4 separate regions of the Homo sapiens genome follow, and regions 2, 3 and 4 are each linked to region 1. Evidence: chromatin loops called from intact Hi-C (ENCODE). Cell type or tissue: mammary epithelial cell. All regions are shown on one strand. Region 1 has its middle 40 kb from the start of SORBS1. Region 2 overlaps ACSM6 (acyl-CoA synthetase medium chain family member 6). Region 3 overlaps LOC107984257 (a long non-coding RNA gene). Region 4 overlaps LOC107984257 (a long non-coding RNA gene).

Evidence for each region. Hi-C counts contacts between places; a loop is a spot of excess contacts. Peaks named below come from ENCODE experiments on the same cell type or tissue, not always from the same donor. Only the 100,000 strongest peaks of a DNase experiment are listed, where the experiment ranks them.
Region 2: a loop joins it to region 1, with 16 times the contacts of the local background. A loop is called at or near these places in 4 of 110 quality-filtered maps.
Region 3: it touches region 1 in a loop (5-fold over the local background); 4 of 110 quality-filtered maps call a loop at or near these places.
Region 4: a loop joins it to region 1, with 14 times the contacts of the local background. A loop is called at or near these places in 15 of 110 quality-filtered maps.

Annotation. Positions count from the first base shown.
Region 1 is chr10:95,597,390-95,605,389 of GRCh38, reverse strand. No RefSeq gene overlaps it. Among named protein-coding and RNA genes, the nearest start is that of SORBS1, 40 kb to the right of the region's middle. In mammary epithelial cell, a CTCF peak has its summit at 4,066 (motif pointing right); a DNase peak (open chromatin) is centred at 4,049.
Region 2 is chr10:95,198,314-95,206,313 of GRCh38, reverse strand. It overlaps ACSM6 (acyl-CoA synthetase medium chain family member 6), which reads right to left. Exons shown (of 11, transcript NM_207321.3): 3 at 4,119-4,329. The region is part of intron 3 of LOC107984257 (a long non-coding RNA gene); the gene reads left to right. Among named protein-coding and RNA genes, the nearest start is that of ACSM6, 8.1 kb to the right of the region's middle. RefSeq lists a silencer at 3,870-4,164. In mammary epithelial cell, a CTCF peak has its summit at 4,415 (motif pointing left); a DNase peak (open chromatin) is centred at 4,313.
Region 3 is chr10:95,180,425-95,188,424 of GRCh38, reverse strand. All of the region lies in intron 3 of LOC107984257 (a long non-coding RNA gene), which reads left to right. It also overlaps the pseudogene PAWRP1. Among named protein-coding and RNA genes, the nearest start is that of ACSM6, 9.8 kb to the left of the region's middle. RefSeq lists silencers at 4,202-4,251, 4,272-4,601, 4,792-5,091. In mammary epithelial cell, a CTCF peak has its summit at 4,643 (motif pointing left); a DNase peak (open chromatin) is centred at 4,664; H3K4me3 peaks cover 998 bases.
Region 4 is chr10:95,129,294-95,137,293 of GRCh38, reverse strand. It overlaps LOC107984257 (a long non-coding RNA gene), which reads left to right. Exons shown (of 10, transcript XR_007062253.1): 7 at 1-8,000. Among named protein-coding and RNA genes, the nearest start is that of ACSM6, 61 kb to the left of the region's middle. In mammary epithelial cell, a CTCF peak has its summit at 4,183 (motif pointing left); a DNase peak (open chromatin) is centred at 4,173.

The DNA.
Region 1 (8,000 bases):
GTGTCATGTGGAACATGTTCCCAGGCTGGCTGCACAGCCTGCCTCTCCTCCAGACCCTTACATGGTCTGGCAAGTCACCCTGACTGCCCTGCCCTCTGGATGAGGAGTTCTGGCATAGCTTGCCTGAAAAGGCTATAAACAGTCCTGCCTGAAACTGTCACAAATACCACAATGAGCTCCCAACCAGACAACAAATGCCCAGGAATCTTAAATAGAAGGCAGCCCAAGAGAGCTGGGGCCCTTGGGGAAGACCACTGAGAAGGCAGGCCTGCATCTGGGCCCTGAGAAAGACCACTATCATCATCAGACAGAAACCCCAAGCTTCACTCATTAAACTGGCCTGCATCAATCATTGCTATAAATGCACACATTGAGTTGAACTGCATGCCACAGAAACTTCAAAGAATTGGGGCTTGAACTTGATCATTCCTGTTTCTCTCATGTAAAAAGAGCTCTGGAGGTAGGCAGCTTCAAGGCTGACTTAATGCCTCCATGAAGGCCATCAGGCACTGGGGCTGCTTTTGATTTATTCTCTTCTGTCCTAGGGTAAGGCTCTTGTCCACATGGTAGTGGCATTCCAACCATCAGGACTGCATTCCAGCCAGCAGGAAGAAGGAAAAACCATAGGCAGAGGAGTGTCTGCCAGCTGCCCCTTCTAAGTGACATTCCAGGAAGACCCCCCTGCCCAGTGCTTGACCAAAACTAGCTCATGGCCTACCCTCTCTAAAAGGGATCTGGGAGGTGTAGCTTTTTTATTTGGGCACATTGCAGCTCCAAGAAAGTAAGGGTTCTATTGGTAAGGGAGGAGGAAAATCGGATAGGGGAAGAAGATTATCCTAATTGATTCATGGAGCTGAGAGCAGGATTCATTCACCTAAACAGTAGGGCTGCTGGGGAATAAAAGAGGGCTGGGATGGCGGCCAGAGAGGTAGCCACAATGTCCCACTGCACTGCCTGACAGAGGAAATGGGAGGGAGAGGTGAGCAGACACTAAAGTTTCATGGTGCTATTTGCAGCCCAGTGTAATGGAGGGAGCACTGAACTGGGACTCCAGAATTTTTTTTCCAGCTCTGTCACTGACTGGCATTGTGACCTTGGGTAACTACTTAAACATTTTTGCCTCAGTTTCCACACTCATGAAATGGGAGCTTGGATAAGCTTTCTAGTTAGATGGAGGTGTGGGAAGCTCTTTATCACTAAATTGCAAATTAGCTGAACAAGGTGTTTTTTATATCTGACATCCACAGCTGGCCAAGTCTTTGGTAGGCATTGAAAGCAAAACCCAACATCACTGACCCGCTCTTCACACACACACACACACACACCCCTCTGCTATTTGCTGTATATGTGGGCCTCAGACTACTTCAAACTGTGGTTCAAGGATCATTGTAACAGAATGACCACAGGGCCTAGCTAAAACTGTAGATTCCCGCACCCAGACCTGCTGAGCCAAAATTTCTGAGGGTGGGGCAAAGAATTGGAATTTTTAGCCCCTTATATGATTTATCTCAGCATTACCACTACTGTAAGTAACCTGAGAGTTTTGTTTTTCTTCCATAATGAGAAGTCCAGAAGTAGCTCAAGACCAACGGGGCAACTCTGTGATGCCATTAGGAACCCAGACTCTTTCCAACTTTCAGCCCTGACATTCTTAACTCCGCAGCTTCCCTTGCACCATGATGGCTGTTCCATCTCCACACCTGTGTTCCATCTATGTCCCAGTCAGGAAGAAGGGCAGGGGAAAGAGGCATGCACAGCTGAGTTCGCCCAACACACCCACATTTAAAGAGCTCTCCTGGAAGCCCCAGTAAGTGACTTCCCTTACATCTCATCAGGAGGAACTGTTTATTGTGGCCACATGAGCAACTGTAGCTGCAAGGACTGGGAAGTAGAGTTTTACAGCTGGGCACATTCCTGCTCAAACAAAAATCAAGATCCTCTTTGTGAGGAAGAGGAGAAGATAAAAATCGGGTAAGCTACTACATTAGGGGGTAGCGATGTTAGGTACAGTTACCCCTAGTGACTTTCCAAAGAGATTTTCTTGGAAGGCTCTTTTGTTCCCTTGAACTCATTGATGAGTTTTGTAATGCGGGTTTAATATAGGAAAGCTGAAGTGCTCCATAAGAGGTGGAGAAAAGACAAAATTCCCAGGCAGTTTTGGAGAGGAAAGAGTGAGTTGTAGGCCGGTGCAGTGGCTCATGCCTGTAATCCCAGCACTTTGGGAGGCCAAGGCGGATGGATCACCTGAGGTCAGCAGTTCAAGACCAGCCTGGCCAACATGGTGAAACCTTGTCTCTACTAAAAACACAAAAATTAGCCGAGCATGGTGGCAGGCGCCTGTAATCCCAGCTACTTGGGAGGCTGAGGCAAGAGAATCTCTTGAACTGGGAGATGGGGGTTGCAGTGAGATGAGATCGTGCCATTGCAGTCCAGCCTGGGTGAAAAGAGTGAAACTCTGTCTCAAAAAAAAAAAAAAAGTGAGTTGTAAACTTGCCCTAGGCAGAGGCTACAGACTAAGGGTCAGTAGGAAATGAGGCTAGAGAAAGCTAAATGTAAGAAACAAAGTATAGGAAAAGCCATCTATTTTTAAACTGATGGCTTGATGGGGGTTGTTATGGACTAAATGTTTGTGCCCTTCCCAAATTCCTTCGTTGAAGTCCTACCCCTCAATGTGATGGTGTTTGGAGACGGGGCCTTTGGGAGGTAATTAGGGTTAGATGAGGTCGTGAGGGTGGGGCCCTCATGGTGGGATTGGTGCTTTCGTAAGAGATGCCACGTCTCTCAACAAACTGTTGAGTAAAAAGTAAAATAAGAGACTCTAGAGACCTTGACCTCCTGCCCTTCATGTGAGGACACAGTGAGAAGACAAAACAGTCTCCTGCAAGCTAGGAAGCAGGGCCCTCACCAGACACCGAACTGGCCAGCACCTTGATCTTGGACTTCCCAATCTCCAGACTGAAAAATAAATTTCTGTTGTTTGATCCACCTAGTCTATGATATTTTGTTATGGCAGCCCAAGCAGACAAAAACAGGAATAATTGTCTTGGAGATACCTGCATTTTAGAAAAGGAGTCCTAATATTTCAAAGAATTGGCCAGAGTGGCATAGTGGAAAGAGTATGGATTTGGAAGTCATATGACTTGCACTCCCATCTATAAATTGTAGGAATTTGCAGGATTGTTTTTTGCTGCAATGAGCCTCAATTTCCTTATTTGGAAAAAAGTAGACAGTTAATACTTACCTTGAAGACTCCTGTCAGTAAATAATCAGATAATGGACCGGACACCTAGCTCATGGAAGAAGCACCATCCAGGTTGGCCACAATTAGCCACATCTGGCATATCTGTCTTTGTATCCCCCACTGAGCCCAGCAAGGTGCAATGCACACAGATGCTCACTGAGTAGCTTTGAAACAGGCTACTTGGGCAGAGCTATAGAGATGGAGGGGGCTTTCTCTGAGATCCATGGACCATTAGGGACACTGGTATGAGGCTGGCAGTCTAAGACGATCAAGTCGTCCCTGACCCCAACTTATTTCTAAACCACTGAAGAGTGTCATTGTTCTCTCTTCCTTATGAAAGTGTCCTGTGGAGTCTCCTGTAGTAGAATTGAGTTAAATGTTACAATGTCTTTTCCACTAGCACTTCTGGCAAAAATCGATGAATAACTTCATAACTACCTTAAGGGCACCTCATTTAAGTTTGCAGATCTCTGCTATTTTACAGAACTCTGCTATTAGGGAGAATGAGATTTTAAAGCCTCATTCAGTATCCAGTGAGCACCCACTACGTGCCAGATGCTGGGGATAAGAGACATTCCCTCCACCTGATGGTCCAAACGTTGATCTGTCTGAGAATTGCTGCTCTAAATTCAGGTAATTCTTATCCTTAAGTCCCACCCTTTACAGCCTATTTTACCCTAATCCCTAGGAGAAACCCTTTGGCCAATAGGAAAACACCAAACTAGGCAGCTATGATCCCATACTGAAGGCAGGAGGAGTCACCATAACCTAAGAAAACCAACTTGCTCTTTATTCCATCTGGCCCCAGGATTCCTCTAACGCTAGAGGGCAGTCGGGTCCCATGGACCTAAGGAAGTCGGCCTGCTCTTCCTCAATGCCCAGCAAATTATCCCCTCCCGATCCTCAGGCTGCTCTCCTGGAAATGAAGTGCTGGATCAGTAAAATAACTTCCAGAGATCCTCTTCCTTACAGGGTAAGAGCACAGGCCTTTTCAGTTTAGAGGCAGAATAGGGTTTGGACCTTGATTCTAACACCTACTAGTTGTTTGACCTGGGGAAAGTGTCTTAACTTCTCTGAATTTTGATGATACGTATCCATAAATGGTTTTGCGAGAGTAAATGTAAAGCACTCAGCACGGTATTCAGCATATGGTTAACCTTTAATAACTATTGGCTGTTACTGTTTATGATTCTAAGGAATGGCTTTCTCTTAGTTTTCAACATTGCTTTTTTTTTTCCCCTTTGAGACAGGGGTCTCACTCTGTCACCCAGACTGGTCTCAAACTCAACTCCTGGACTCAAGCAATCTTTCTATCTCAGCTCCTGAATAGTTAGGATTACAAGTGCATGCCACCGCACCAGGCCCTACGTTTCTCTTTTATTTAAAGTCCAAGCATCAATTCCTAGGACATAAAGTGAGGACATTCTTAGGACAGATCTACTATGTACTAAGCACCATGTACTAAGCATCATAGTAAGGGGGCTAGATGAATTATGCATGATGCCACAATAATCTGAGTAGGGGAATTGTTACCCCTATTTTACAGGTATAGAACCTAAAGATCAGTAAATTCCCCAAGATCACACTGTAGCGGAGGAACCTGGATTTGAACCCAAGACAACAGAGCTTCAAAACTCTTCACCACCACAGGGGGCATAGCAGTAGTGTTTTCCCAGAAGCTTCTTGTACCTTATCCCAAAGGCAAGTTGTAAGGCTGAAGAAGGAGGTTGCCATAGCTACTAACTGGACCCCTTTTCACGTAATCAGATCCTCAGTCTGCCCCAGTTTTGCAAGAGGAGCTGCTTGTCTGGAAACTCTCCTCAACACCTGCCCCTGGAGGGAGCCGACTGTGTCTGAATTATTTAGAGAGTCTCTAGACACTTGATATAATGAGCAGGTGTGGATGCTTCTCTGACTTCCCCCACATGCCTTTACTTACCTCCTTTCCCCTCCCCCAAGTTGCCTATGAGGAAAAAGGAGGCATCATCCGTTTCCTCACTGTAGATGTGTCTGCCTCATCTTCATTTTTCATCCCGAAGTCTGTTTGTAAGAAGTGGACCACTTTCTTTGCAAATATCAAAAATCATATTGATTTCCATTGAAATTGGTGGTGTAAATTGACCCTAACTAGTAAATGCATAACTTGGCCAGGAGTGGTGGCTCATGCCTGTAATTCCAGCATCTTGGGAGGCCAAGGCAGGAGGATCGCTTGAGCCCAGGAGTCTGAGACCAGTCTAAACAATATAGTGAGACCCTGTATCTAATTTTTTTATATTTTTTATTTTTTTTTGAGACTGAGTCTCGCTCTCTTGCCCAGGCTGGAGTGCAGTATCACGATCTCGACTCACTGCAACATCTGCCTCCCGGGTTCAAGCGACTCTTCTGGCTCAGCCTCCTAAGTAGCTGGGACTACAGGTGCGCGCCACCATGCTCAGCTAATTTTTGTGTTTTTAGTAGAGACGGGGTTTCGCTATGTTGGCCAGGTTGGTCTTGAGCTCCCAGCCTCATGATCGGCCTACCTCAGACTCCCAAAGTGCTGGGATTACAGGCATGAGCCACGGCACCCAGCCAAAATTCTTGTTTTTGAAGAATATTTACTGACGTGGAGACGAGACGCACTAGAAAATATTGAATAGGAAAAAACTAAGCTATAAAACAGTATAAATAAAATTTCTCAATTATATATATTTAGTTGGAAAAAGACTGGAAGACAATGTATCAAATAATATTATGGGCTGGGCACAGTGGCTCACAACTGTAATCACAGCACTTTGGGAAGCTGAGGCTGGAGTATCACTTGAGGACAGGGGTTCAAGACAAACCTAGGCAACATATCAAGACCCTATGTCTACAAAATTGTTTTTTTACTTAGCCAGACATGTTATGTGTATCTGTAGTCCTGGCTACTTAGGAGGCTGAGGCGGGAGGGTCTCCTGAGACCAGGAGGTCAAAGCTACAGTGAGCAATAATCAAGCCATTGCACTTCAGCCTGGGTGACAGAGTGAGACCCTGTCTCAAAAAAAAAAAAAAGATATGTGTATATATATATATATATATATATGTATGTGTATATATATATATATATATGTGTATATATATATATGTGTATATATATATATATGTGTATATATATATATATATATATATATATATATATATATAGAGAGAGAGAGAGAGAGAGAGAGAGAGAGAGAGAGAGAGACTCTCGCTCTGTTTTCCAGGCTGGAGTGTAGTGGCGCGATCTCGGCTCACCACAACCTCTGCCTCCCGGGTTCAAGTGACTCTCCTGCCTCAGCCTCCTGAGTAGCTGGAACTACAGGCACACACCACCATGCTCGGCTAATGAGTGATTTCTACTGAGCAGTGAGACAAGTGAGTTTTATTTGTCATTATACTTTTCTAAGTTTTCTACTTTATTTTAAAATTTTCATAGCTATTAATATTTCTTTCTATGGGAATTATTGGTGCAGACCAGGCATGGTGGTTCACACCTGTAATCCCAGCACTGGGAAGCCTAGGCAGAGGATTGCTTGAGCCCAGGAGTTTGAGACTAGCCTGGGCAATATGGTGAGACCCTGTCTCTACAAAAAGAAAAATAATACAAAAAGTAGCTGAGGATGGGCCGGGCGCGGTGGCTCATGCCTATAATCCCAGCACTTTGGGAGACTGAAGCGGGCAGATCACAAGGTCAGGAATCTGAGACTAGCCTGGCCAACATGGTGAAACCCCGTCTCTCCTAAAAAAATACAAAAATTAGCCGGGCATGGTGGCATACACCTGTAGTCCCAGCTACTCGAGAGGCTGAGGCAGGAGAATTGCTTGAACCCGTGAGGTGGAGGTTGCAGTGAGCTGAGATCGCGCCACTGCACCCCAGCCTAGGCGAAAGAGCAAGACTCTGTCTCAAAAAAAAAAAAAAAAGTAGCCAAGCATGGTGGTGCACATCCGTGATCCTAGCTACTAGCTACTAGGGAGGCTGAGGTGGAAGGATTGCTTGAGCTCAGGAATTTGAGACTGCAGTGGGCCAAGATCGTGCCACTGCACTCCAGCTTGGGCCACAGAGTGAGACCTTGTCTTGAAAAAAAAAAAAAAAAGAAAGAAAGAAAAAAAGAGAGAGAGGAAGGAAGGAAGGAAGGATGGACAGAAGGAAGGAAGGAGAGAGAGAGTCAGAAAAGAAAGAAAAAGAAGAAAGAAAAGGAAAAGAAAGAAAGAAGAAATTATTGGTACAATGGTGAAAATAAAATTTGTGATAACAATTTTTTAAATTTATAGACAGGTTTATTTTCCATTCCATCCTTCTTTGTATTCTATCCTTTGCAGATGAAGAAATCAAGGTTCAGGTGCTCTTGGTGACATAGCCAGTTGAGGGGAAAGTACAGACTAGATGCCAGACCTCTACACTGGAGGGAGAGAGTGACCTCAAATGGGAGACTGGACTAGTGACTTCTAAGGTCCCTTCCAGCCTGAGGCTGTGTTTCTCTTTGCTGCTGTGCTGGTTTCACCCCCTGCTTTCACAGCCCTCCCAAGGTAAGAGAACTTCAGAAACTCATGAAGTGCTTCTGCCTCAGGTACTTCACTGAACTCTAGTTTTCTTTCTGTAACTTGCAAATAGGGCTACAACTCTGACTCTGTGTTTCCAGATTCTGTTTCAATGCAGACAATTAGATGGTAAATAATTCAAGAGAACGGAAACTGGCAAAGTGGTGTGTGATGTCCAAACAGCTATCTTATTTATTCTCTGGTGTAAACTTCAGGCTCATCT
Region 2 (8,000 bases), 400 kb after region 1:
AACATGGGTGAACCTTGAAAACATTATGGTAACTGAAAGAAGTCAGGGACAAAAAGCTAGATGTTGCATTCTATTTGTAAGAAATATCTGGAAGAGGCAAATCCAAAGATAGGAAGTAGATTATTGGTTGCCAGGTTTTGCAGAGAGCGGGGAATAGGGAGGGACTGCTAATGGGTTTCTTTTTGGGGTGATGAAAATCTTCCAGAAATAGACAGTGGTGATGGTTGCCCAGCTTTGTGAATATTCTAAAAACCATGGATTTGTACACTTTTAAACGGTGAATTTTATAGTATATAAATTATATCTCCAAAACAAAGTCATAGGAAACAGGATCTGGCATGGAATGGGGAGTTCATCTAATTCGAGTTACTCACTGGGCTGATGGGAAGGCCGAGGGACACAGTGGAAAAGACCTGTTCAGTATCACTGATTGCCATCTTATAGCTATCAAGTTACCCTTTAGCATTGAGTATATATATATGAAACCGTGCAATTGTGGGTGACACAAAGAAGTATCTTTCTTTAGATAACTGCAAACACTTTCAAGTGCCCCCACCCTTAGATGAAGCATTTGAAGAGGAGTGCCAAGTAATGTTAATTTATTTTCCCTATTGATTAGTAAGAACTCTTTCTACATTAAGGCCATTGACCACTTATCTTTCATAAGTGTTGCAAATATGTTTTCGATTTTGGCATTTGTCTTTGCCATGGTCTGAATTTGTGTGTCCTCCAACCCAGATTTGTATGTTGAGATTCTAAACTCCAAGGTGATGGAGGTGAGATCTTTGAAAGGTGATCAGATCATGAGTGGAGGTCTCATGAATGGGATTAGTGCCTTAATAAAATAGGCTCCCAAGAGATCCCTCATTCTTTCCATCATATGAGGACACAGCTAGAAGGAGCTATTTCTGAATCAGAAAGTGGGCCCTCACTGACATTGCGTCTGCCTTGATCTTGGACTTCCCAGCCTCCAGAGTTGTGAGAAATAAATTTCTGTTATATATGAGTTACTCAGTTGATAGCATTTTGCTATAGTAACCCAAGCAGACTAAGGCAGTGTTCAAATTTCTTTTGTGGTGGTTTAAGAAAAATACTAGAACTTTATAATAGTAGAAACTATATCTAAAAAATAATCTAACAGCTTTTCATTTTGTTTACAGATATAATGTTGAAATTTCTTGTGATAATGTCAGCGTAGTTTAAAAGCCAATTTAACTTTATCATGTTGAGTAATTTATAATAATTGAGAGCTCTCTCATTAGGAGAGATGCATGTGTTGTTAGAGCCATCACTGTGCAGCTTTCTGGATGCCACCAAAAGGGCACATCAGATGTAATCACACAGACAGATCTCACATATATGGAGAAGGGAGGAGTGCACCCTGGTCCCTCCTCCAAGTTGGCCACACAGATGTTTCTTATACATTATAGTGATTTTTTTGATGAATGAAATTTTAAAAATTTCATTAAGTGTAGTACATCTTTTTTTTCCTTTTTTGTTTGGGTATCTGGTGTCATATTCAGAAAGCCTTTCCATGAGTTTATGTACTCACCTATATATTCTTCTAATACTTAAGTCCTTTTCTAACATTTCAATTTTTAATGGTTCATTTGAATTTATTTTGGTACATTATTTGGAGGTAGAGTTATGACATTTAACGTTTTCAAACAGTTATCTTTAAATCATTTAAGAACTAATCAATGCTTTCATTAATGGCTTGAAAAGACCTGATAAATTATTATTATTATTATTTTTTTAAATAGACAGAGTCTCATTCTGGCACCCAGGCTGGAGTGCAGTGGCGTGATCTTGGCTGACTATAAACTCCACCTCTCGGGTTCAAGCGATTCTCCTGCCTCAGCCTCCGGATTAGCTGGGATTACAGGTGCCCACCATCACGTCTGGCTAATTTTTGTATTTTTTTAGTAGAGACGGGGTTTCACCATGTTGGCCAGGTTGGTCCCGAACTCCTCACCTCAGGTGATCCTCCCACCTCGGCCTCCCAAAGTGCTGGGATTACAGGCGTAGCCACTGCGCCCGGCTGATAAATTCTTACATATACTTTGGTCTGTTCTGAGTTTTCGATTTTGTTTTCATTCATTTTGCCTTATACCATCAATAAGCAATTTTAATTATTGTGAGTGAAAATGATAGCCCTGCTTTGGACTGGTATGTGGCTAAGGAAATCACTCTGCGTAACTTGGCCTCAGGTAGGAAGAATTTCTGGTGACCCAGACTGAAGTGGTCCCTGTCCTTTCTCAGACATGGATCAATTGTCCCTCAGGATAACTCAGTCCATTGGGAACTGGGGAAACACTGGGAGCCTGGATAGGCCTGAGGGTAGGGTTCACTCCCTTCCTCTCTTCTGTATGCTCCCCATAACTGACAGCTGGCATTCTCAAAGACACCTGCTCTTTGAATCACTTTTCAGTTTTTTTTTTTTTTTTTTTTTTTTTAAATCTAGCATCCCTGTTAGCAGGCAAAGGCAGTAGGCCAGTTGTGGCAACTCCTAATGAGTTTGGCCCATCTCAGGGGTACTTTGTTTTTCATACGCACCTTCCAACTACCAAAAAATATATGCCTGTATCCTAAGAATAGAAAGTCAGGTACTATAGCAGATAAAGAGGAATGATATTGGGGGTGGGCTCCTTTCCAGTATCCTTCACTTCTCACATGTGAAGGGGCTCTTGATTGAGGCATTTCCTGTTTATGTTGGAGGATTGAGCCTCAGGGGCATGGATGGGATATCCACAAAGAGCAGCTCTATTCTGGCTGATCCCAAGCTCATTCAGGGTGACTCTCAAGGACTCTCTAATACTGGATGAAGAGCAGTGGTCCCCAACCTTCTTGGCACCTGGGTTTTGTGGGAGACAATTTTTCCACAGACTGAGGCAAGAGGATGGTTTTGGGATGATTCGAGTGCATTACATTTATTGTGCACTTTATTTCTATTATTATTACATTGTAATATATATTGAAATAATTATACAACTCATCATAATGTAGAGTCAATGGGAGCCCTGAGCTTGCTTTTCTGCAACTAGAGAGTCCCATCTGGGAGTGATGGGAGACAGTGGCAGATGATCAGGCATTAAATTCTCATGTGGGGTGCACAACCCAGATTCCTCGCATGCACAGTTCACAATAGGATTTGCGCTCCTATGAGAATCTAATGCCACCTCTGATCTGACAGGAGGCAGAGCTCAGGTGGTAATGCAAGCAATGGGGAGTGGCTGTAAATACAGATGAAGCTTCACTCACTTGCCCTCTGCGCATCTCCTGCTGTGCAGCCTAGTTCCTAACATGTCACAGACTGAGGTAGAGGACGCTTTAGAGATATTCCTACCTTCTCTGTCTTTTTTTTTTTTTTTTTTTGAGACAGAGCCTTGCTCTGTCACCCAGGCTGGAGTGCAGTGGCACAATCTCAGCACACTGCAACCTCCGCCTTCCAGGTTTAAACAATTCTTGTCCCTCAGCCTCCTGAATAGCTGGACTACAGGTGTGTGCCACCACATGCAGCTAATTTTTTTTTTCTGCTTTGTGTTTTTTTTTAGTGGAGTTGGGGTTTCATCATGTTTCCCAGGCTGGTCTCAAACTTCTAAGCTCAGACAATCTGCCTGCCTTGGCCTCCCGAAGTGTTGGAATTACAGGTGTGAGCCACTGCACCCAGTACCCCTACATTCTCTTTTTTATAGATGGGGAAACTGAGGCCCAGAGAGGGCAAGATGTGCATGCTCTGTCTGTTGTTTTGATGATGACTATGTTAGGACAGAGGTCTACAGTTCCTTGAGGTGATAAACAGCCTATGAGCTAAGCGCTCTGTGGATTATTTACTCTTCACAACAGTTCTGTAAGACTGGACCGTAACAGTTCTATAAATATGGACTATTACTGTCCATATTTAATAGACAAGGAAACTGAGATTCAGAGAGGCATAATTTACAGAGGTGGTAAGTGGTGGAGCTGGGTTCAAATCTAGGCCTGTTTAAAGATCCCCCACACTGTGGGAAGAATTCAGGCATCAGATAGAGATCCCTCTAACATCTCCATTCTGTGAATAACTGAGGCTGGGATTCACATAAGCCTCCAACCCCTGGGGTCCGTCTCCCATGCCTCACCCAAGCGCACACAGGCCAGGCAGATCCAGTAGGCTTCAGGTGTTGGGGGCAAGATTATCATCAGCCGGTCTCCATGGCTAAGGGCACAGGTGTCTGAGAGGATGCTGGCGGCCTTCTTGGAGAGTTGAGTCATCCTTTCAAAGCTCCATTTGTCCTCTTCTCCTTTGGCACTAACCTTCCAGAGGGCGGGGTAAGGCCCTCTGAGTCCGTCCTAGGCAGGGTGATGTTTAAAATATGAATATTAGTCAGCATGGACATTGGCTATGGGAGGCCACTGTTGCCAGACAGCACCCTCAAGTGGCTAGATCTTGAGAGGCTAGGATGCCTGGGCTTAGGGGGAGCTACTGTTTCTCAACTGGCACAGAAATATTTACTGTTTACTGACATGGCAGTACTGGTAGGTTTCAACATAATGTCAGGCATGAGCCTAGGGAAGAACCTCCTGAGAGAACTCAGCATGTAACGTGAAACCAGCCCTGCCCAGGATGGCAGAGATTTCTCTGGGCATAAATCCCACTACTGGGTGTCTACCCAAAAGAAAAGAAATCATTATATAAAAAAGACACCTGCATTCATGTGTTTATGGTAGCACTCTATTCACAATAGCAAAGTGATGGAATCAACCTAAGGGTCCATCAGTGGATGATTGGATAAAGACAATGTGGTATACATACAACATGGAATATTACTCAGCCATGGAAAAGAATGAAATCCTGTCTTTTGCAGCAACATGGATGGAGCTGAAGGCCATTATCCTATGGGAAATAACTCAGAAACAGAAAATCAAATACTGCCTGTTTTCACTTATAAGTGGGAGTTAAACAGTGGGTACATATGGACATAAAGATGGAAATAATAGACATTGGGGAGGCTGGAGGGGAGTGAAGTTTGCAAAATTACCTATTTGGTACTATGGTCACTGTTTGGGTGATGAGTACACTAGAAGCTCAAGCCTCACCATTGTGCCATCTATACATGCAACAAACCTGCACATGCACCTCCTGAGTCTAAATTTTTTTAAGAAAAGATTTCTCAGGGCATGATCCTGTAAGTAGAGAAGAGTGCCCTCCTCCTAGCGGATAGGATTCTATTCCTGCCTTCAAATATACCTGTCTTCCAATGCAACTTATTTTTCAGTGGGACGAGTTTTGAAGGGGAAAGAATTTAATTTCCAATACCTCTTAGTGAATGCATGGATGAAGTTACCTAGAACTTTCAAAGCATTTCCATTCTAGCTGAGCCTTCTCCTCCTTAACAACACGGGTTTGTCCTCTTCTCTCCCTGAGGATGGAGGGAAGGAAGGCTCTTTTCTCCCTTTTTTCCTTCTTTCCCTCCTTTATTCCTTTTTTCCTCCTTTCTGTCCTCTCTCTCTCTCATCTCTTTCCCCCATCTCTCGCCTCTTTCCCCATCCCTCCTTTCCTTCTCTCCTACCTTCTGAACTTAACTTCTTTCTTCCTTTACAACTTTCTTCCTCCTTTTATCTCTTTCTCTTGCCTTTCTTCTCTTTTTCTCATCCACCCTGGAGCAGCCCATAGAATTGCTACTTTGTTCTGACCTGTTTAGAGTCTTCTTCTTCTTCTCCTTCTCCTTCTCCTTCTTCTTCTTCTTTCTTCATCTTCTTCTTCCTCTTCCTCTTCTTTCTTCTTCTTTTCATCTTCTTCTTCTTCCTATTCTTCCTCTTCCTCTTCTTCTTCTTTTCTTCTTCTTCAAGTTTTAGGGTACATGTGTACAATGTGCAGGTTTGTTACATGTGTATACATGTGCCATGTTGGTGTGCGGCACCCATTAACTCGTCATTCAGCATTAGGTATATCACCCAATGCTATCCCTCCCCCCTCCCCCCACCCCACAACAGTCCCCAGAGTGTGATGTTCCCCTTCCTGTGTCCATGTGTGCTCATTGTTCAATTCCCACCTATGAGTGAGAACATGTGGTGTTTGGTTTTTTGTCCTTGCGATAGTTTGCTGAGAATGATGGTTTCCAGCTTCATCCATGTCCCTACAAAGGACATGAACTCATCATTTTTTATGGCTGCATAGTATTCCATGGTGTCTATGTGCCACATTTTCTAAATCCAGTCTATCATTGTTGGACATTTGGTTCCAAGTCTTTGCTATTGTGAATAGTGCCTCAATAAACATACATGTGCATGTGTCTTTATAGCAGCATGATTTATAATCCTTTGGGTATATACCCAGTAATGGGATGGCTGGGTCAAATAGTATTTCTAGTTCTAGATCCCTGAGGAACGGCCACACTGACTTCCACAATGGCTGAACTAGTTTACAGTCCCACCAACAGTGTAAAAGTGTTCCTATTTCTCCACATCCTCTCCAGCACCTATTGTTTCCTGACTTTTTAATGATCACCATTCTAACTGCTGTGAGATGGTATCTCATTGTGGTTTTGATTTGCATTTCTCTGATGGCCGGTGATGATGAGCATTTTTTCATGTGTCTGTTGGCTGCATAAATGTCTTCTTTTGAGAAGTGTCTGTTCATATCCTTTGCCCACTTTTTGATGGGGTTGTTTGTTTTTTTCTTGTGAATTTGTTTGAGTTCATTGTAGATTCTGGATATTAGCCCTTTGTCAGATGAGTAGGTTGCAAAAATTTTCTCCCATTCTGTAGGTTGCCTGTTCACTCTGATGGTGGTTTCTTTTGCTGTGCAGAAGCTCTTTAGTTTAATTAGATCCCATTTGTCAATTTTGGCTTTTGTTGCCATTGCTTTTGGTGTTTTAGACATGAAGTCCTTGCCCATGCCTATGTCCTGAATGGAATTGCCTAGGTTTTCTTCTAGGGTTTTTATGGTTTTAGGTCTAACATTTAAGTCTTTAATCCATCTTGAATTAATTTTTGTATAAGGTATAAGGAAGGGATCCAGTTTCAGCTTTCTACATATGGCTAGCCAGTTTTCCCAGCACCATTTATTAAATAGGGAATCCTTTCTCCATTTCTTGTTTTTGTCAGGTTTGTCAAAGATCAGATAGTTGTAGATATGCGGCATTATTTCTGAGGGCTCTGTTTTGTTCCATTGATCTATATCTCTGTTTTGGTACCAGTACCATGCTGTTTTGGTTACTATAGCCTTGTAGTATAGTTTGAAGTCAGGTAGCATGATGCCTCCAGCTTTGTTCTTTTGGCTTAGGATTGACTTGGCAATGCAGGCTTTTTTGGTTCCATATGAACTTTAAAGTAGTTTTTTCCAATTCTGTGAAGAAAGTCTTTGGTAGCTTGATGGAGATGGTATTGATTCTATAAATTACCTTGGGCAGTATGGCCATTTTCATGATATTGATTCTTCCTACCCGTGAGCATGGAATGTTCTTCCATAGAGTTTCTTATTATAACAATGAGAATTGGCAGGGATGGGATGGGCCTTCCCCAACCCCTTCTCCTCCCATGACCAATAACAACAAACACAACTATATCTCTCCCCTGCCATTAATTTTTATTTTCTTGTCAACCACATTTTGATGTAGTTCAGGCCTAGGCCGTCAGAGATAATTTTATTTATGTGACCATGGAAGTAATTTTTTTTTTTTTTTTGAGACAGTCTTGCTCTGTCGCCCAGGCTGGAGTGCAGTGGCATGATCTCAGCTCACTGCAACCTCTGCCTCCCGGGTTCAAGCAATTCTCCTGCCTCAGACTCCCAAGTACCTGGCACTACAGGCACACACAGCCACACCAGGCTAATTTTTTGTACTTTAGTAGAGATGGGGTTTCACCATGTTGCCCAGGCTGGTCTTGAACTCCTGAGCTCAGGCAATTCACCTGCCTCGGCCTCCCAAAGTGCTGGGATTACAGGCGTGATCCACTGTGCCTGGTTGTAATTTTCATTTTTGTTCTATAATATCTTTGTGCGACCCAAGTAAGAACTCTGC
Region 3 (8,000 bases), 420 kb after region 1:
ATAAAAAATATATGAAGAAGGGTGAGATATAAACCTTTTTAACCTTTGAGACCACAGGTCATAGCATTCTTTACATGTGGTAGTGTCACATTTTTATGATATACCACATAGTGTAGTGTCAAACAGTGTGCCATACATTCTACCACGTACTACACATTCTACCACATGTGGTACACTCCATTCTTATACATTCTTATACATGTGGTAGTTTCACATTTCTTGCACCCTCACAAATAATTTTACAGAATCTTAGACTGTCAACATTGGAAGTAATCTTTATGTTGAACCCCTTATCCAGTGTTTAACTGTACTGATATAGATCAACCTCAGCAAGGAATTACTAATTTGATTTAAAAAGACATGTAGGTATTATTTCAGTGGGACAAATTCTGCTCAAGTGATGCACAAAATACATGGAAATATGAGCTGCTGCCAATACGGAAATATCCTATAGGATAGGTCAACAGACAAGACCCAGTTCTTTCCCTTACAAAACCTGTGACTTTCTAGAGGAGGCAAATTTATAACAAATTACCTGCAATTTAAGGCAATGAACTCAAATGCCCCATAAGCAGTATAAACAAAGTGCCACTGAAACACTTGCAGAGTGTACAGATTCCTTCTGGCTAATCTTGAAGATCAGAGCTACTTAACAGCGTGAAGGATAAGAGTTGGTCTCAGTCATAATCCTAAGCAAATTAATACAGGAATAGAAAAACCTAATACCGCACTTTCTCACTTATAAGTGGGAGCTAAACATAGAGCATCCATTGACATAAACATGGGAACAGTAGACACAGTGTACTAGAGTGGGGAAGGAGGGAGAGGAGCGTGGGTTGAAAAACGACCTACTGAGTACTATGCTCACTACTTAATTGCAGTATACCCATGTAACAAACCTGCACATGTACTCCCTGTATCTAAAATAAAAGTTAAAAAAAAAGTCCTCAGAAGGCTCAGGGGAATTTTGAGAGGCGAATGCGGCCATGAGCAAGGGTGGAGGTGGGAAATGCAAGACAGCTTAATTTATCCAAATGCTCAAAGATGCTAGGAAAAGAGAGGTTAGATGACCTATGAAAAATGCAGCCAAGATAGAAGCAACAACAACAACCAACAACAAAACCCCCAAAACTCTAAGAATAAACGTTTTCAAGACATTTGCCCTTTTAAAAGACTCAAAGGAAACAGAATAGGTTCTTTTGATTGGAAGTATTCAATTGGCCTAACACTGCCTAAATGATAGGGTTGTTCCTGAACACTGGACCTTTCCAGATCCCTCCATAGGTATCTGGGCCATGGTGATCAGAAGAAATTTATTAATACTTATCTTAATGGGAAGTGTCTGATCAACTCCCTTTTTCTCTTTCTCTCTCCCTGCCTTGGGTAAATCAAGAGATGACAAGTGACACATTTCACAAAGGAAATGACAATAATAATTCACCTCCTGGTCATATGTGATTCCCCCACTACAAACATTCCAGCAGAATATAGCCATTTATTTTGGTATCTGATGGGTTTCTTAGGGCTCTCATCAAACTGGCTGAACAGGGAATCCCTAGGGGCAGCCTGCCAGAGAAGAAGAAAAGGGATGACCCAGATGTTGCTAAAAATCAACAAACTCGAAATAACAGAGTGCAAAAGACATTTCACTTTTTTTCCGTAAGTTATAGGGGGTACAGGTGGTATTTGGTTACACAGACTAGTGCTAAAACCAACGATTAAGTATTAGTGTTCTTGGAGCTGTCAAGCTTTCACAAACATAAATAATGTACTCATAGGGAAACAAGGTTCACACAGGTTGGACCCCAAACTTGCAGAACTTGAAACAGGATCTTGCAGAGGGCTTCCAAGAATGCCCATGATGATTATTAAATAAGATTCCTTATGTTTTAAAAAACAACTTTATTGAAATAGAACTCATATAGCATACAACTTCCCCATTTCAGGCATACAATTCAATGGCTTTTAGTATATTCACAAATCCTTTTTTTTTCATATATATGTACCACACTTTATCCGTTCATCCGTTGATACTTAGGTTGATTTCATATTTTGGCTGTTGTGAATAGTGCTGCAATAAACTGGGAGTGCAGATGTCTCTTCGACATACTGATTTTCTTTCTTGTAGGCATATACCCAGCAGTGGGATTGCTGAATCATATGATAGTTCTATTTTTAGTTCTTTGAGGAACCTCCATGCAGTTTTCCATAGTGGATAAACTATTTTATGTTCCTACGAAGAGTGTTTGAGCGCTCCCATTTCTCTGTGTCCTTTTCAGCATTTGTTATTTTCTGAGTTTTTGACAATTGCCATTTTAATTGAGGTTAAATTATATTTTATTGTGGTTTTGATTTGGATTTATCTGATGATTAGTGATGTTAAACATGTTTGCATATAACTGTTGGCCATTTGTGTATCTTCTCTTGGGAAATGTCTATTGAAATCTTTTGCCCATTTTTAAATTGGATTATTTGGAATTTTTGTTTTTGAGTTCTTACGTATTCTTGTTAGTGATCCCTTGTTGGATGAATAGTTTGGAAAATTTTTCTCCCATTCTGTGGGTTGTCTCTTCACTTTATTTTTATTTTTATTGATGTGAAGAAGCTTTTTAGCTTGATGTAATTCTATTTATCAATTTTTGCATTCGTTACCCGTGCTTTTGAGGTCTTACTCAGGAAATCTTTGCCTAGACCAGTGTTCTAAAGTATTTCCCCTATGTTTTCTTCTAGTAGTTTCATAGTTTCCTACATGTAAGTTTTTAATTCATTTTGATTTGATTTTTATATATGATGAGGCATAGAAGTCTAGTTTTATTCTTCACGTGTCTCATTTTCCCAGTACCATTTATTGAAGAGACCATCTGTTTCCCAAGGTATGTTCCTGGTGCCTTGGTCAAAAATGAGTTGGTTGTAAATGCAAGGATTTATTTCTGGGTTCTCCATTCTGTTTCACTGGGCCGTGAAATCCTTACTTTTCGATATTATAAGTCACCATTTTCAGCTTTCCATCCTGTCAACCTTGCTGTATTTGGGCCAAGCAGGGCATGCAGGACCCAGAACTTGGTGTGGACAGGTGGGGCCAGAGCCCCTGTAGGCTGCTCAAGAAATCTGCACTGAGGTCTGCAGGGAGGACCAAATCCCCATAGATGATTCCACAAAAACACTGTTAGGTAAACCACAGTGTGAAACAGCTTGAGAAATAGAATCTGTGTCATATCCAACATTTACTCACACTCATAACTGCATGAGCGGGATACTTGAGCAGGAGGACCCAGAAGAACACCCTCTTCACCTGCATGTCCAGGTCCCCTTTGTGTCACCTAGGGCAAGAGGCTGGAAGGAGAGGCATCTGGGATAGGGGCAGGCTATGGTCGGGGCAGTGGGGTGGTAGGACCTGGACAGTGGGGGTGGTGGGGTTAGTGAAAGGTCTGGGGCAGGGCAGAGATCAGGAGGAACAGCATTCCAGCAGGGCTGGGAGACATGTCAGTAGGTTGGCAGACACAGGAGCAGGTGGCCTGGGACTCAGAGGAGCAGCTGGAGTTGGAGGAGAAGGGCTCTGTTTTCCTCCAGTCTTCTGCTTGGCTGCTGCATTAGCACCCCACTGCACCCCCAACACTCGTCTCTCCCTTGCCCTCACTTCCTGAGTCTTAAAACCAATTCCTTCATCCCCAGCATGCACCTTCCTAAGGACAGTTCCCCTCTGGATCCTTCCTAAGGTTCTAACTATTTATTTATTTATTGAGACAAGGCTTGCTCTGTCGCCCAGGCAGGAGTGCAGTGGCACCATCTCGGCTCACTGCAACCTCCGCCTCCCGGGTTCAAGCAATTCTCCTGCCTCAGCACACCCTAGTAGCTAGGATTACAGGCGCGCGCCACCACGCCCGGCTATTTTTTTGTATTTTATTTAGAGACGGGGCTTTGCCATGTTGGCCAGACTGGTCTCGAACTCCTGACGTCAGATGATCTACTCGCCTCTGAGCTTCTGATTTTTAATCCTTCCTAGCCCAGCTCCCCGCCATCCCCCCACCCCCGCCGTCCCCCCATTCTGCCTCACTTCCTCCTTTCCTGATTCCCACAATTTCCCACAATCAGTCTTGGCCTCAGATTCCCACCCTTCAGGTGCCAGGGTTCCTTGGGTCCTCCATCTCCCCTGATCCTCTCTGATTAGGGGCACGGGGTGTGAGTTGGAATTAAAGCCAGCGTTTGAGTCCTGGGGCTGGATTCTGCATTGGGTTCCGTTGTGTCATTGCACCTTCTCGTTTCCGCTCTTTCTGCCCTGCTTCCTCATCTTCAAAGTCATCTAAGATCCGCCAGCGGATGCTGACCCAGCCCGTGGAGCGCCGCTTCTCCGCACCTGCTGCTTCTCCATCTCTCCATCTTCTGCTCCTGGCCTTTTCCTGGCACTGGAGCCCGAGCTCTGAGCTCTTGCCCTTCTCTGGGGCCCCGTCCTGCTCCTCCTCGTCACCCTGGGGCGGCGGCCGGGGCCCCACGGGTCAGCGTGGCAGGGCCGACGGCGCAGTTCTCGCCCCGGGGCGGCGGCGGCGGCAGGTGCGGTGGGAGCGCCGCCTGGAGGTTGGTGTGGCGCTCATTGGTCGCGGAGGCCGCCGAGGTGTCCAGCGCCCAGGACCTGGGCTTCCTGTCTGCGTCGCTGCTGCCCCCTGCTGGGGCGGCGGGGCCCGGGTTCCGCTCTGCGGCGTGTTTTTGCGGGGCGCCTTCGCTCCTCCGGGAAGTCGGCGGTGCAGCCGCGGAGGCCGTTGTTGCTCTGGTAGCCGGTGGTTGTTTCATTCCCCTAGGGGCCGGCCGGGCTTTCGCCTCAGGCCGCCCACACCGGCTCCGGCCGCCGCCGCCTCTCGCTACCCGCGGCCCGGAGGAGGCGAGGGAACGACCTCCAGGCGCAGGGCGGCCGCCGCTCCCTCAGCAGCCGGCGGGGCAGAGGGAAAGACGCCGGGAAGCGTAAGGTCCCCGCCAGGCCCGAGGGTCGCCACGGACTTTGCCCTCTGGTTCCTGCCCAGGAGCAGCTGCCAGGTCCCCTCCCTGCCAAGCTTCTCCCCGAAAAGTTCTAAGGTTGTCAGGTCCGCCAGGAAGTGACATTTTTCTCCCCTCACTGTAAGGCTGGAAACTCTTGAATCCGGGCATTTTATGCATATTCTTAAATATGATGTTTCAGTCAAAGCCTTGATAATATAACCAATATTTCCGATTTTATCCTGCTTATAAAGAGCCGATATGTAAACGAAAATTAGAATATTTGTGAATAGTTTCCAAATTTTGGAGGGATCAAGTAGGGAGAAAAACCAAATGCTTCCACCTTTGTTTACAAGTGTGCTTTACCAAACTGATGTAAATTATAGATAACATCTGTGAGAAACCTTTCTTAAATCTAGAATACAACCAACAGTGTTTTAAATAAAAGTTATAAAAATATTATCTTAATTTCATAGATTTTTTGTTTTGCTTGATCTTGCTTAGCAGTTTTTTGAACCCTTAAGTTTATTAGAGTTCTAGGAATTTGTGTTTAGTTTATTTTTTTAAAACATTTGTTTTAATATATTTAAAGGGTATAAGTACAAGTTTCTTACATGCCTATATTGCATAGTGGTAAAGGCTGGGGTAGTTTATTGATCTGAAAGTTATCAGAAACCTGTGTTCAAGAGGACCTGTTAAGAGTTTTTTCCATGAAAAGCAAATTTGGACTATCGCTGATCGCAAATATTTTTCGAATTCAAAGCAGAACTGTGGATGATGGAAACAGAATAGCTATGATGAAAATCTGATGAAAGTTCCCAATTGACAAGGAAATTTAGTTACTTCTCTTACGTGCAGCATGTTAAGACAATAACCAGAATCATGACTGACAGCATCACATCAGGACCACCAGGCTTTTATAAATTTCATACAATCTTCAGAATGCATTAATAACATATTTATACAAATGTAACTTTAGCAAATATTTAGCGTAACAATCAAAATTATGAATCATTAAATTTTTATAAGTTTATATAATTTTTGGAACATGCGTGTCAATAACATACCTATAAATGTAACTGAAGTGGGATCTAATATCACATAATTTGACAATGCTCTCCCATGCAGTATCACAACATTTGACAATGCCCGCTCATACAGTCTACCAAATCTAATAATTTAATATCTCTACAAGGTGAGAGATCCATTCTTTAGACTCTCCAGGGACCCAGCTGAACAGTCCCGAAGTTAATTTTAAGACTTAATTTAGGATTTTTGACTCTGGGGAAACCTGTCAAAGATTGAAAACATTTGATCAAAACAGAATCACAGGTCACTGTTAAAAGAATAGTCATTTAACCAGAGACTTAAAAGCTATACAGAAAGTTATGTGGATATGAAAACTCGAACCCTTTTAAAGCTTAGTTTTCCTGAGTAATCAAAAAGGGTACTTGAATTTAATCAGACACAGGAAGAGTATGTACGGGGATATGAGTGTACACTGTATTTTAGAGGAATGTAAACAAGGAAATTAGTACCATGAGCCAGGGAATACATGGCTGTTAGTAACAGCATGGGAAGTTTCCTGGTTACATGGAACAACAATTTAGACATAGGAAGAAAAGCCAAAAGTACAGATTCAAGTTATGTTGGAGGAAAACATTGGTTTTCCAGACCTTCATGCTAACCATTTCAGTGTCAGGCCATAACAGCAGAACTAGAACCAGAGAAAAAATGTTACAGGAGTTGACAAAAATGTTGAAAGACAGAGCTACCACTGTTACCATTGTGGCCATGCAAAAAGATACACCTTTTTAAAGGGGGAGAAAACAGAAGGCAGTGGTTTATGACCTGCAATGTGGTACAGAGAAAGTTGAATTTCGGATATAAATCTGAGAAGTTTGAAAAAGAAAAATGTTACCTCTAGAAATGAAATGGCCATTCTGAAAGAAAGACACCGCATTTCCAATCTGAAACTAGGGAAGTTAGTTAGATCTCAGGAAGAATTAGAACTAGTTTAAATCTTCTATTAAATAAGATTTTAGAATTAAAAATAAAACCTCTTAAAATTTTACTAAGAGCAAATCAGTAAGCAAACTGTCATTCTAACATAGGGGACCAACTTATTTTGTTGTTTTGTATTAATGTATTTTAATGTCAAATTTCAATCTTTAGAAAGACTTCTGTTACCAAAATTACATCTTAATATCCATAACTTTCTTTACATCTGTCTCCTACTTACTAGTTCTTTTCTAGCTACTGTGAAACAACTTTTAAATGATCCCCAAATTCGATAAAAATATTCTTTTTCTCAATAAAATGTATTTTTTATGACTTTCTAATAATTTTTTTCTCACCAAGAACGCCTTATTTTTTGGCACATTGTATATATAGAATTATATGTACTAATTAAAAATTTTAACTCTTAGTAACCTTAAATTTTAGTGAAAATTTCCTTAATTTTTTAAGACGGAATCTCACTCTGTTGCCGAGGCTGGAGTGCAGTGGCATGATCTTGGCTCACTGCAACCTCCGCCTCCCGGGTTCAAGTGATTCTCCCACCTCGGCCTCCCAAGTAGCTGGGATTATGGGCATGCGCCACCACACCTGGCTAATTTTTTGTATTTTTGGTAAAGATGGGGCTTTGCCATGTTGGCCAGGCTGGTCTGGAACTCCTGACCTCAGATGATCTGCCCGCCTCAGCCTCCCAAAGTGCTGAGATTACAGAAATTTTATTTTTGTAATAAAAATAATTGTGAACCACCATGCCTAGCTGAAAGTAAGAAATTTTAAATTGTCTGTCACCTATCAGTATTTTATAGATAAGAACCATTTTATAATTTTTACAAACATATTCCCTAATATATATATATATATAATACACACACACACTTTTTTTTTTTTTCTTTTTTGAGACAGGGTCTGGCTCTGTCACCTGTGCTGGAGTGCAGTGGCACAGTCTCAGTTCACTGTAACCTTTGCTTTCTGGGCTCTAGTAATTCTTCGATTTCAGCCTCTCGAGTAGCTGGGACTAC
Region 4 (8,000 bases), 470 kb after region 1:
ATCAAACTCATTCTCCATCCAGTTTTGTCCCCTTGCTGGTGAGGAGTTGTGATCCTTTGGAAGAGAAGAGGCATTCTGGTTTTTGGAATTTTCAGGCTTTTTGCACTGGGTTCTCCCCATCTTTGTGGATTTATCTACCTTTGGTCTTTGATGTTAGTGATCTTCCGATGGGGTCTCTGACTGAACGTGCTATTCCTTTTTGCTTGTTAGTATTCCTTCTAACAGGCCCTTCTGCTGCAGGTCTGCTGGTGTTTGCTGGAGGTCCACTCCAGACCCTGTTTTCCTGGGTATCACCGGCAGCGGCTGCAGAACAGCAAAGATTGCTGCCTGTTCTTTCCTCTGGAAGCTTTGTCCGAGAGGGGCACCTGCCAGATGCCAGCCAGAGCTCTCCTATATGAGGTGTATGTTAGGCCCTACTGGGAGGTGTCTTCCTGTCAGGATACACGGGGGTGAGCGACCCACTTGAGGAGGCAGTCTGACCCTTAGCAGAGCTTGAACACTGTGCCAGGACATCTGCTGCTGTCTTCAGAGCCATCAGGCAGGGACATTTAACTCTGCTGAAGTTGTGCCCACAGCCACCCCTTCCCCCCAGGTACTCTGTCAGCCCCTGACTTCGACTGCTGCCTTATTTTCAGAGATGCCCTGCCCAGAGAGAAGGAATCTAGAGAGGCAGTCTGGCCACAGTGGACTTGCTGAGCTGTGGTGGGCTCCGCCCATTTCTAACTTCCCAGTGGCTTTCTTTACACTGTGAGGGTAAAACTGCCTACCCATGCTTCACCAATGGCAGACATCCCTCCCCTCACCAAACTTGAGCTTCCCAGGTCAACCTCAGACTGCTGTGCCTACAGCGAGAATTTCATGCCAGTGGATCTTAGCTTGCTAGGCTCCATTCAAGTGGGACCCACCAAGCTATACCACTTGGCTCCCTGGCTTCAGTCCCCTTTCCAGGGGAGTGAATGGTTCTGTCTCAGTGGCATTCCAGGTGCCACCGTGTTATGAAAAAAAACTGCGGCTAGCTCAGTGTCTGCCCAAACGGCTGCCCACTTTTGTGCTTGAAATCCAGGGTCCTGGTGGTGTAGGCACTGGAGGGAATCTCCTGGCCTGGGGGTTGTGAAGACCATGGGGAAAACAGTATCTGGGTCGGAGTGCATCATTCCTCATGGCGCAGTCCCTCATGGCTCCCTTTGGGTAGGGGTGAGAATTCCCCGACGTTTTGCACTTCAAGGGTGAGGCGATGTCCCACCCTGCTTCTGCTCTCCCTCCATGGGCTGCACCCACTGTCCAACCAGTCCCATTGAGATGAACCAGGTGCCTCAGTTGGAAATGCAGAAATCACCACCTTCTGTGTCAGTCTCGCTGGGAGCTGCAGACTGGAGCTCTTCCTATTCAGCCATCTTGCCAGAAGTCCTCCATTTTTTTACATTGGTAGAGTATAACCCTCATTGACAAAATCAACCTTCTGTCAGAATAACACCTCATTCTCTGAGGCAAATGTACTTGTAACAGGCATAATAGAGCATCTGGCATGTTAGAAGTGTTGTAGATCTTGATGTGAATGGTGTTTATGAAAGTTTATACACGTGTAAATATTCATTAATGTTTATACTTAATATGATTGCTCTTAACTGCATTTATTTTATATTTCAACAGAGCAAAAGAAAACATGAAAGAACTAGATATGCAAAAAAATAAAATGACATACCAAGTATAGTGGTGCATGCCTGTAGCCCTAGCTTCTTGGGAAGCTGAGATGGGAGCATTGCTTCTGCTTAGGCATTTGAGTTATGCCTGGGTAACATAGGGAGACCCCATGTCTAAATAGAAATAAAAACAAGACACATAGAGAAGTTTGAGAATAAAATATAGACAACAGAATAAAACCCCACATTAACATAAATCTTGGAATTCTCTGAAAGTTGTATAACAGTAAATGTTACTACATATATATAGAAATAAATTCAAAGGTAAATAATACCAGCATAACAATATAAAATATTTTAAAATATTAAATGAACATTTTGCAACTAAAAATACACTAACTATAGCGAATTGCTTAATGAATGGGTTTAATACCAGATATTTCATAGCTAAATAATTCATAAATTGGAAAATAAATGAGAAAACAACATACAGTCTTAAGAAAAAAATATAGAGAAAAGGCAATGAAGAAGCTTATAGAGCTTAGGTTGAAATTAGACTTCCCAAGGAGAGATAAGATAGAATGGAGAAGAAGCTATTGAACAGATAAACACCTGGAATTTTTCAGAGCAGATTAAAGATATTGGGTTACATATTGGAGGAGAACTATGAGCCTGAAACCAGATATAAGAAAACATGTTTAGGCAGAAAATATTCAAAAGACTATAAAACACATATTAAAGAAAGTTCCTAAAAATTGAAAGAGAACAAAATGCATTTCCTTTCAAAGTAACAATACTATTGCTAACTTCTAAATAAAAGCAATGAAATTCAGAAGATGATAGAATAATATCATCTAAATGCTAAAAGGAAATAACTGCCAGTCTATAATACTTTATCCAGCAAAAAAAATTCTTTAATGATGAAGAAAAGAAAACCAGACAGGACTTCGATAAGAAAATACAGGACTTGAACAATACTATAATCAGTTGGACCTAACAGACACATGCAAAGCACTCCACACAACAGTAACAAAAAACCACATTTTTCTCAATGCATATGGAAACTTCTCCAAGATGCAACATATGTTAGTAATATATGAGTTTTAAAAAGTTATTTAGGCAGATAGTGAGAGCACAGGAGTCCTCAGTAAGGTTTTCCTTTTAATGAAAAGCAGCCCAAAATACTTTCTTTTCCTACAAATAGCAGACTGTAAAATGACTTGCAGACATAGAGAAACAAGCTGGAAGCTTGCACTGGTGAATGCCATCAGTTGTGCTAATAAGAAAAGGCTGCCTGGGACTGGGCACATTCAAAATGTCAGTTCCATCTTCCCTTCTCTTTGCCAGCCACATGTACAGTAAGGAGCAGGGAACATGGCATTAGTCAAGCAAAGATCCCATTTGCATAATAAGACGATTAGGATGGGATGGCCAGCTTCCCCATGCACTATGTAAACCTCACCCCTGGTCCAACCAATCTGTGGGCTCTATGTAAATTAGACACTGCTTCCTCAAGCCTGTCTGTAAAATCTGGTTCACTCTGCCATGGGGCAGAATTCTTATTTGGACGCCCCCTCTCTCACAAGAGAGAGAGCTATTCTCCTTTCTCTTTCTTTGGAAATAAAACTTCTACTCCTAAACTCACTCCTTGTGTGTGTCCATGCCCTTAGACTTCTTGTTGCAAGACGATGAACCTCAGGTATTTACCTTAGACAACAATGCATCTTCATACTGGGGGTGTGTCCAGGATCCCAAGGTACTTTCATTGGAATGTTGAATACAGGAGTGAAACTCAACTCTGTCCTTTCATTTCAAGGCTCTCAGCCTCCATTTTAGAATCAAATCATACCAAATACTGGGCTCCCTTCAGTCATTTAAAAATAATTAGCATGGCTGCCAGCTTTACAAGACATGGGGGAGAGGCTTGCTGGGGAAAACATGTAGAATCCCCCAGTACCCACACGTTGCTGGGCATATTGGCCATGTTTGAACCAGTTTTCTTTCAGAGGACCTAGCAATTGAATGGGGCTGGAAAAAGTTCTGAAGCAACTGAGGATTTCTGGCGGAAGCTACTCCCTGGTGTTGTTCAAAGGATTTGGACTGACCTCATCCTCTGACTGCCTGACAGAGTGTCAGCAACAGGATCTCCAGCTTTCATACTATAATTTCCTCCATTCCTGTCTGCAACCACCATGTCTCCCATCCTCTCTCTCTTTGTATGCAATGCCACAGCAATTTTACAGTTCAGGGAAGTAATCTTGTTAGGTAAGATCAGGAAATGCCATAGTAACTGAAGGTGTAGCTCAAGGGAATGCCGTTGTAATTTTCTAGGAATAGAGGGTCCCTCATCACAGTGAAGTCACTCTCTGCCCTTGGTCTGGAGAGCATATGGCATTTCCAGGTAACACTCTACCCTTGTCTGGAGAGCACATGGCATTTGAAGTTCACTCTCTGCCCTTGGTATGGAGAGCACATGACATGTCATGGTCACCCTGTGCCCTTAGTCTAGAGATCACATGGCATTTCAAGGTCAACAGCGCCACCTAGTGGGATGGGAATTCTCTCCATGAAGCACATTGTTGGTCCTCTGCCAAAACACTCTAGCCTCCAAATTCTCCTCCCTTTTTGTGCCCCTCTGCTAGAGACCAGGCTTCATGCTGCTTCTGTGAACAGGAAAACTCTGCCTTCAACAACAATTAGGAGTAAAATGTCCTCCAAAGACAAAGTTGTTTAGTTTCGATACTGTCCCATCAACTAGAAAACTGCCATTTGGTCCCTATGTTCTTTTAAGGCACCTATTCTGCCTCCAATTAAAATGGTACTGAAATAGTAAGGGGATTTTTTTTCTTTTTCTTTTTTAATTAAATTAATTATACTTTAAATTCTAGGGTACATGTGCACAACGTGCAGGTTTGTTACATATGTATACATGTGCCATGTTGGTGTGCTGCACCCATTAACTCGTCATTTACATTAGGTATATTTCCTAATGCTATCCCTCTCCCCTACCCCCACCCCATGACAGGCCCCAGTGTGTGATGTTCCCCTTCCTGTTCCAAGTGTTCTCACTGTTCAATTCCCACCTATGACTGAGAACATGTGGTGTTGGGTTTTTTGTTCTTGTGATTGATAGTTTGCTGAGAATGATGGTTTCCAGCTTCATCCATGTCACTACAAAGGACATGAACTCATCCTTTTTTATGGCTGCATAGTATTCCATGGTGTCTATGTGCCACATTTTCTTACTCCAGTCTATCATTGATGGACATTTGGGTTTGTTCCAAGTCTTTGCTATTGTAAATATACGTGTGCATGTGCCTTTATAGCAGCATAATTTATAATCCTTTGGGTATACGCCCAGTAGTGGAATGGCTGGGTCAAATGATATTTCTAGTTCTAGATCCTTTCTGCACAGCAAAAGAAACTACCATCAGAGTGAACAGGCAACCTACAGAATGGGAGAAAATTTTTGCAACCCTCTTGTCTGACAAAGGGCTAATATCCAGGATCTACAGAGAACTCAAACAAATTTACAAGAAAAAAAACAAACAACCCCATCAACAAGTGGGCAAAGGATACGAACAGACACTTCTCAAAAGAAGACATTTATGCAGCCAACAGACACATGAAAAAATGCTCATCATCACTGGCCATCAGAGAAATGCAAACCAAAACCACAGTGAGATACCATCTCACACCAGTTAGAATGGCAATCAGCAAGGGGATTTCAAGTTTGGAAGTTAATTGGAACCATTCTCTAAGGGTAAACGCTTTAACATGGGCCATAATAAGCAGGATATAGAGTTCAATCTAGCATGCACTATCCATTAAAGGAGCCTTGCTCAAATGCAAATATTATAGTTTTTCCCAAGATCCATCCTTCTAGGAGCCACAGAGGCCACATAAGTCTAGGAAGTCAAAGGGAAATCACAAGTGGAGGACTAGAGTCACATGGGTAAGCATGACTAATCTCAATTGCTTAGTTCCTCTGGTCCTGTATTTTTAAATGGCTGCAGGGTTGCAAGAATGCAGCCATGGGCAGCACATTAAATAAGGTGCTGGTACTCAGGAGCCAAGGAGGGAAATCAGTAGGTGGAGCATGCCACCACTGTCTTCCCCTCCACCCTAGGTCACACCAATAGGAAGGAGACTAAAGGGACATCTTTTTCATGCTTCCATTTCTAGATGAGTAACAGATCATCTTCGGCCTGTAGTCCTCTGGAGTGCATTTGAAAACACTGGGACTCTTTTTACCCTGAGATATGAAGAAAAGTGGCTTTTTTTTTCCCACAAAGGTGTGGCCTTCTTACCCACTTGAAACAGCCTAAACTGTGGAAGGAAGCTTTAATTTAAATTGTGTCCAAGAATTAGATCTTTTCTCCATATGGGAGGGAAAATGGCCCAAGGTCCATTATATACAAGATTTCTTTGCCCTATGAGAAAACCCAGACCTTTGCAAGCATTGCACAATTCACCCAGCCCTTCTAGCAATCATATCAGGAAGGCCCAAAGGGAATGATTCCCCAAGACTAGAAAAGCAACTTCCAGAGTGTATTAGTCTGTTTTTCACACTGCTGATAAAGATGATATACCCAAGACTAGGCAATTTACAAAAGAAAGAAAGAGGTTTAATTGGACTCACAGTTTCACATGGCTTGGGAGACCTCACAATCATGGTGGAAGGCAAGGAGGAGCAAGTCATATCTTACATGGATGGTGTCAGGCAAAGAGAAGAACATGTGCAGGGAAATTCCTCTTTTTAAAACTATCAGATCTCATGACACTTATTCACTATGACAAGAACAGCACAGGAACAACCTGCCCCCATGATTCAATTACCTCCCAGCAGGTCCCTCCCACAATACATGTGAATTCAAGATGAAATTTGTGTGGGGACACAGCCGAACCATATAATTCCACCACTGGTCCCTCCCAAATCTCCTGTCCTAACATTTCAAAACCAATGATGCCTTCCCAACAGTCCCCCAGAGTCTTAACTCATTTTAACATTAACTCAAAAGTACATAGTCCAAAGTCTGAAGTCTCATCTAAAACAAGGCAAGTCCCTTCTGCCTATGAGCCTGTAAAATTGAAAGCAAGTTAGTTACTTCCTAGATACAATGGGGGTACAGGCATTTCATAAATACAGCCATTCCAAATGGGAAACATTGACCTAAACAAATGGGCTTCAGGCTGCGGGGAAGTCTGAAGTCCAGTGGGGCAATCAAATCTTAAAGCTTCAAAATGATCTCCTTTGACTCCATGTCTCACATCCAGGTCACACTGATGCAAGAAGTGGGTTCACAAGATCTTGGTCAGCTCCACCCATGTGTCTTTGCAGAGTAAAGCCTCCTTTCTGGCTGCCTTAATTGGCTGAAGTTGAGTGACCATGAATTTTCCAGGTGCATGGTGCAAGCTGTTGGTGAATCTACCACTCTAGGGTCTGAAGGACAGTGGCCCTCTTCTCACAGCTCCACTAGGCAGTGCCCCAGTAGGGATACTGTTTGGGGGCTCCAACCCTACATTTGTCTTCTGCACTGCCCTAGCAGAGGTTCTCCATGACAGCCCCATCTCTGCAGCAAACTTCTGCCTGGACATCCAAGCATTTCCATACATCTTCTGAAATTTAGGTGGAGGTTCCCAAACTCCAGTTCTTGACTTCTGTGCACTGGCAGGCTCAACATAATGTGGACAAGGCTTGAGGCTTACACCCTCTGAAGCCACAGCTTGAGTTCTTTATTGGTCCCATTCAGCCATGGCTGTAGTGGCCAGGATGCAGGGCACCAGTCCCTAAGCTGCATAAAGCATGGGGACCTCAAGCCCAGCCCACAAAACCACTTTTTCTTTGTAGGACTCTGGACTTGTGTCAAGAAGGGCTGCTGTGAAGGCCTCTGAAATGCTCTAGAGACATTTTCCCCATTGTTTTGGGGATTAACTTTTGACTTCTCATTACTTATGTAAATTTATGCTGCTGGATTGGATTTCTCCTCAGAAAATAGGATTTTCTTTTCTATTGCATTGTCAGGCTACAAATTTTCTGAACTTTTATGCTCTATTTCCCTTTTAAAACTTAATGCCTTTAACAGCACCCAAGTCACCTCTTGAATGCTTTGCTGCTTAGAAATTTCTTTTGCCAGATAACTTAAATTCTCTCTCTCAGGTTCAAAGTTTCATGAATATCTAGGGTAGAGGCAAAAAGCTGCCAGTCTCTTTGCTAAAACATAACAAGAGTCACCTTTGTTCCAGTTCCCAAGAAGTTTATCTCCATCTGAGACTACCTCAGCCTGGGCCTTATTGTTCATATCACTATCAGCATTTTTGTTAAAGCCATTCAACAAGTCTCTGGAAGGTTTCAAACTT